2 separate regions of the Homo sapiens genome follow, and region 2 is linked to region 1. A link is an interaction called in ENCODE POLR2A ChIA-PET data of the cell type or tissue named here. Cell type or tissue: GM12878. All regions are shown on one strand. Each heading gives the region's core, and the rest is flanking DNA. Links, peaks and the distances in the headings are about the cores only. Region 1 overlaps PLCL2 (phospholipase C like 2). Region 2 overlaps PLCL2 (phospholipase C like 2).

Region 1 (2,928 bases), core at 310-2,809:
ACCTATAACCCAACAAAGGATGTTATATTTTTTTAAACAAAATAAGTGAGAAACTACCAGCTCAAAAGCAACATATTTGGATAGTCATTGTTTTAAGGGGCTGAATAGTCTTATATTTCACATTCCACATTCTTCCCCAAACCTCTGTTCCACAGTGTGGCAGGTTTACTGAGTCAACTGTACCGTGCTGGTGCTATAATATTAAAGTCGGCTGTCGTCTGCAACAAGCGAAGGAAAAACTTTTAGTCAGATGAAAACACAGAATGCTTTTTAAGATTATGGGCCCTTACTAAGCATGCTTTGATTTAATTAATTATGAATAATGGAAACCTTAGCAGGCTGTGTTACATGCTCGTGAATCACCTCCTGAGGTGTGAGCGAGTTGAGCCTGGACTTTCTTCATGTTATTTATTGCATTCCCTGCTTCTGAAATGTAAGCTGAATGAGGCGTCCCTCCTTCTCTCTCTATCCTTTCCTTCTACTTCTCTCTCCTTTCACAAAGCTGTTAGTGGTGGATGGGAAGGCAAAGCAGAAGCATTGTCCTTTTCCCTATGTGAAACCTGGCCTGACCCAAATAATGTCAAAATAACCTTTTAAGAAACAAAGTTTCCCATAGTTCAGTTGATGAATTTGGAAGGAAAAACTGCATAAACAGAATAAATCAATGAGAAGTAGTTTCCTAATGACAGAGATGAAACACTATCTGAATAAGAAGAGGAAAAAAATAATAAAATTAAAAGGAAAAATATGAGAGCAGCAAAGAAACCTACCTATACTACAAAAAAATATATCTAAACCACAGGGAAGTAACTGTTGCCAGTGCCAAGAAAACCCATGAATTATGGAGCATGAATAACTATAACAGGAAATATACACTGAAAAATTTCAAAGATTCTAACAGTAAATATATGCCAGCTTTTTCTATTTCATGGTTTGGCTAAATATCAGTGTACAGTGAATGTGTGTATATTAGTACCCAGAATCTCTCACCTTAAAAATAAAAAAGACTGCAAGGTAAATAAATAAATAGGCAAGGTGAGAATAAATATAAAAATTTCAATGACGTCTGAAGCAACTTCTAGACCTTTATCAAAAGCATGAACCTCATAGCGAGAAGAATGTTCACTAATGTTATGCATTGCTCAGCTTATGTTAATTTTGTTTTACCACATTATAAAAGATATGTTTTAATTGATTTGTTCCAACATCCGTCTACTAAGACAGCTTTAAAGCAGATCAAATCTTCATTTCCTTAAACTCAAAAGTATTGTCTTTCAATTTATACAAATATTTTAGGCCAGAGGCAGTGGCTCATGCCTATAATCCCAGCACTTTGGGTAGCTGAGGTGGAAGGATCACTTGAGGATAGGTGTTCAAGACCAGCCTGGGCAACACTGCAAGATCTCTTGTCTACAGAAAAATTTAAAAATTAGCTGGACATTGTGGCATTTGACTGTATGTCTCAGCAACTCAGGAGGCTGAGGAGGGAGGGTCACTTGAGTCTAGGAGGCTGAGGCTGCTATGTTCATGCCACTGCACTCCAGCCTGGGTGACAGAGTGAGACCCTGTCTCTAAAAACAATAAAAAATACATAAAATAAATAAAGAAATATTTTATGAATTAATCTTTAAATCACACATACCCCCTAAATCCTGTAACAAGAAGACGCTAACAAATTCTATACAAATTTTTAATCATTCATTTTAACTTCATGAAAACCAAAGTTTACCAAATCTACGCAAAAAGATAGATACCTACATATTTTAATACAATGAAATTGGACCACCAAGAGAAAAAAAAAAACCTGGAAATTTAAATTCAGTTTATCATGTAAGAACACTTATATTTTAATTTATAAGCTGAGAATCCAATTCAACATACTAATTTTAATGACAGATGAATTTGAGAAATACATCTTTTGAAAACTTTCTTTCTTTTAGAAAACTTGACAACTTTCTTATGATCTTTCTCTTAGATCATATTAGTGTTTAAGACAATTAAATTGAATATGTTGCTCCCTAATTCCTCCACTCACTGTTCTATATATTTCTCCACATATAAAACTCACTGTATTATCCTCATGAAAACTTTATAGACTATATTAAGATCTATGTTAGAGTTACCTTAATTTTCTCTCCAACTACTTTCTCTCTCCACAACTCATAACTAAAGCACTTCTCATAAGTAATGGCATACACTGAAAGTCCCAAATTAAGAAGAAAGAAAAAGATCAACACTGGCTAAACACAACTGAATTGCATTTTAGAGCCACAAATTTAAAACATTATGACAACACATAGCATGGCTGCTAAAGGGCCCCAGGATCAGAGAATCTGGCAAGTCATATATCACAGGGTGTTGAAGAAAACATTTTTAAAAGAAACACATTATAGTGGGTGTTACATTAATGCTACAGTCCCTGTATTTCGATAATCTGAAATAAGGGTCTCCCTTTTATTCATAATAGGAGCAAAATTTACAGGCAGATCTTTCTTCCATAAAATCATTAATTTCTAAATCTAGCACCCCCAGTGTTCTATTCAAAATTATTATGAAGATCTTTTTAGCAATACACTGTCACAAAAATAATGACTACATGACAGCTATTTTTTACATATATACACATACATAAATATATTTATATATTCATATTCTATTCAGTAATTGGACTTCATTTCTCTTTCTCAAAACAAGGTCATTTCACAAAATCTTTGACTAAATGTAAATATTTGTTTTTCTTAAAATTTAAATCTATAATTTAAAATGATATAATTTGAGGTAAACATATCAGAAGGCAGTCAACCATTAAAATATTAATTCGTTTGCTTACTAATCATAACAGAATCCCAGCAATAATCTGAAAATATAATTGAGAAAAATTTTACACCACACCTTACATCATTAGGTAGTGATCCTCTTTCTAAATGA
Region 2 (2,928 bases), core at 265-2,764, 74 kb before region 1:
ATGCAGAAGGGAGTTAAAATGCATGAACTCAGGCAGCCCTTTATAGAGTACCTAAGTGAAAAAGACTGGGTGTCAGGCTCTGGTCTGTCTTCTGCACCAGCCCTTCCTGTGTAGCTAACCCTAAAACAGGGACTACAATAATAGTACTGTATCCTAGGGTTGTTGTTATTAAACAAGATAAGGTAGAAATGCCCACTAAAGATTCTGATGCTCCCAATAAATGTCAAGTATAATTAATGTGGTTGACATTACTACTGCTATCATCATCACCATCATCGTCATCGTCATCCTCATCATTCTCTCCTATATAATGCATTTTGTGAGGATTTGATCAGAGCTATCTCCTCTGCCTATATCATTCCCAGTTGAGTGACAATCTCAGATACGCTTCCTTGACATCTTTACATGCTTCAGGCAATCATTATTAGATGAGAATGGCCATCCTTTCCCCTCTTTCCTTTCTTATTATTCCTATCCTGTCTGAGCACCTACAAACCTTGGTTTCAGCATTACTACTATTTTTTATCATACAGTGAAAAAAAAACTACGCTATCTAGCTACATATTTACATAATAATGGGCCAATTAAAGGGCTAACAAGAAATCATTATGCTTCTATTGCTATTGTTTGTGGTTATAAACATTTGTATTTATGGGGTGGACACTTAATTATCTTTGGGTAGATGAATACTTTCCCTTAGTGACAGTATTGGGAGGAAGCAGAGACAATGTCTACATCAATGGTGTCCAAAAATGTATGAGCGCCACATATGTAATTGAAAATTTTCTACTAGTCACATTAACAAATCTAAAAAGAAACAGGTAAAATAAACTTCAATAATTTTATTTAACTCAAAATATCCAAAATACTATCATTTCCACATGTAGTCAATATAAAAGTTATGGAGATACCTGGATTCTTTTCAAGTCTTTGAAATCCACCATATTTTACATTTACAGCACATCTCAATTTGGACTGCGCACATTTTTTAGTGCTCAATAATCAAAGCGGGGCTAGCAGCTAGTGTATCTGACAGTGCAGGTCTAGATGATAAGCTTTTTAAGGGCAAGGACTTGTCATATTTTAATTCCAAATTCACCCTGACTTTTCTAATGTGGTGCTTTGCCCAAAGAAAGCACTCACCAAATATTCATTGAACTCAGAAATGAGTATCTGGAAAGAGGGACTATCATTCATATATGTAAATGAGGCCAATATAAATTTTTTTGGAAGAATAACATTTTGTAGGTCTTACACCTTTAAAAATTACAAATGAACATAATTGCTAAAAATCCCAGTGTTCACTCACCTCAAATCACCCCAAATGCCATAAAGAGAAAGCAATGTTACAACTGTTCTCAAAAAAGTGAGAGAGAGAGAACAAAAACAGCTCTGTTATAGACATCTATTATAGATCTCTATAATAATTGACCAAATAAATCATCAAATACTATTTAAATGACCTCATATGCCTGATAGTATCTAAGAGGCTATAATGTATGCTAGGACACAAATATAACTTGAAATGGAATTAAAAACTAATATTACAACCAGGTTAATTTATGAAAATGATGAATACCTTTTTTTTCCTCCATGTTATGAAAAGCATATTTTGCTTGAAAGTTTAAAGGCTTAATAGATGCAAATTACATTTCACTTTCAGCTACCTAGTTGATACAAATCAGCTTGCTCAGTCAGGATAACCACTTAAAAATAATTTGTAGTTCCTGAAGGCCACAACATTATACCATTTATAGAACTGCAGTACAGACACAGCCAAAAAAAAGATGGTAGCTTCTTTCAACCTGTGGTAATCATAAATGTCAAGTTCCTTTTGACAACCGATGCCACTGTCCACTGAAAAGACTACCCAGACCGCAGCCACCGTCAGCAATGGCTTCATAGAACTCAAGAGGGATTCCATTTCCCTCAAGAAAAGGAAATGGTCAATCTCAACAAAAGTTGTATGAAACTGCAAAATACTTGGTGTATCTTCACTAAGACTGTGAAATGAATTTCTAAGGAAAAGTCAACTAGCACTAAAGGCACTCACATGAAAGGGTGCTTAAAGCGCTCTTTCCTTCACCATGACAGAACTGGTTTCTGTTGGTTCTAAATATACCCCGACCAAATTAAAAGAAAAAGATGTCTTTTGCTTTTAAATGTATCTGGCTCTTGTGTTGAAGCCCCTGTTTACTGGGGAAGGAGGAACTGAGTTATTCAACCAATTCCAATACAGTTGTGCAGAGCGGAGACACTCCACGACCTTTTTACTTTTAGCAAAAAATCTTCATTGGACTACAACTTGGTTTCTTTAGCCTAGTAGAATTTCCATCGGATCCCAGGCTTGACAAATCCATGGTTCTCTGGTTACTAATGAAATACCAATGTTTAGCTTGCTCGTTCATTTATATTTTTACCATCAAAATCCTTACAAAGCACACAGCTAATAGCTTCATTTATTTGGCCAAGAACTGGCATAGTATATTTACTTTTTAAATTATTACATTTACTTTAATTTTCCATCTATTGAAAGTTGTTTGTGCTGTCCTTTACATTTAGTAAAAGACAAATAGTGCTTTTTATAATCTCCATAATGGTAACTTTCAAACATTTAAACTTTGAGAGAAAAGAAGAGAATACGTGAATCAAAATTTATATCACATTACTTTTTAAAATATACTTTTAGGCTTGTGATCAGTTTACTTTTCTCCAAAGGCAGCATTTGTCTCTTTAGTCATTAGAAAACTTACTGGCATATTTTGAATCTTATTTAGTGTCAGTTTTTCATGTATTGTCCAATTCTAAACACAGATCTTTGAACTGCTGGAGAGCCACTTGAGTAGAGCCTGTATTAATAAATGTCACGTATTTTTCAGTAATTCAACAATGTTGTAAAGATGATAAATTTCATACTGCTGACAATCT

What was found. ChIA-PET counts read pairs that join two places held together with the same protein. Peaks named below come from ENCODE experiments on the same cell type or tissue, not always from the same donor. Only the 100,000 strongest peaks of a DNase experiment are listed, where the experiment ranks them.
Region 2: POLR2A ChIA-PET joins it to region 1 with 7 read pairs; 2 of 35 experiments call an interaction of 5 or more read pairs at or near these places.

The regions. Positions count from the first base shown.
Region 1 is chr3:16,913,399-16,916,326 of GRCh38, reverse strand. The region is part of intron 1 of PLCL2 (phospholipase C like 2); the gene reads right to left. Among named protein-coding and RNA genes, the nearest start is that of MIR3714, 18 kb to the left of the region's middle. In GM12878, for the core only: no CTCF peak of the experiment used is centred there; no DNase peak of the experiment used is centred there; H3K4me3 peaks cover 731 bases; H3K27ac peaks cover 1,428 bases.
Region 2 is chr3:16,987,470-16,990,397 of GRCh38, reverse strand. All of the region lies in intron 1 of PLCL2 (phospholipase C like 2), which reads right to left. Among named protein-coding and RNA genes, the nearest start is that of MIR3714, 56 kb to the right of the region's middle. In GM12878, for the core only: no CTCF peak of the experiment used is centred there; no DNase peak of the experiment used is centred there.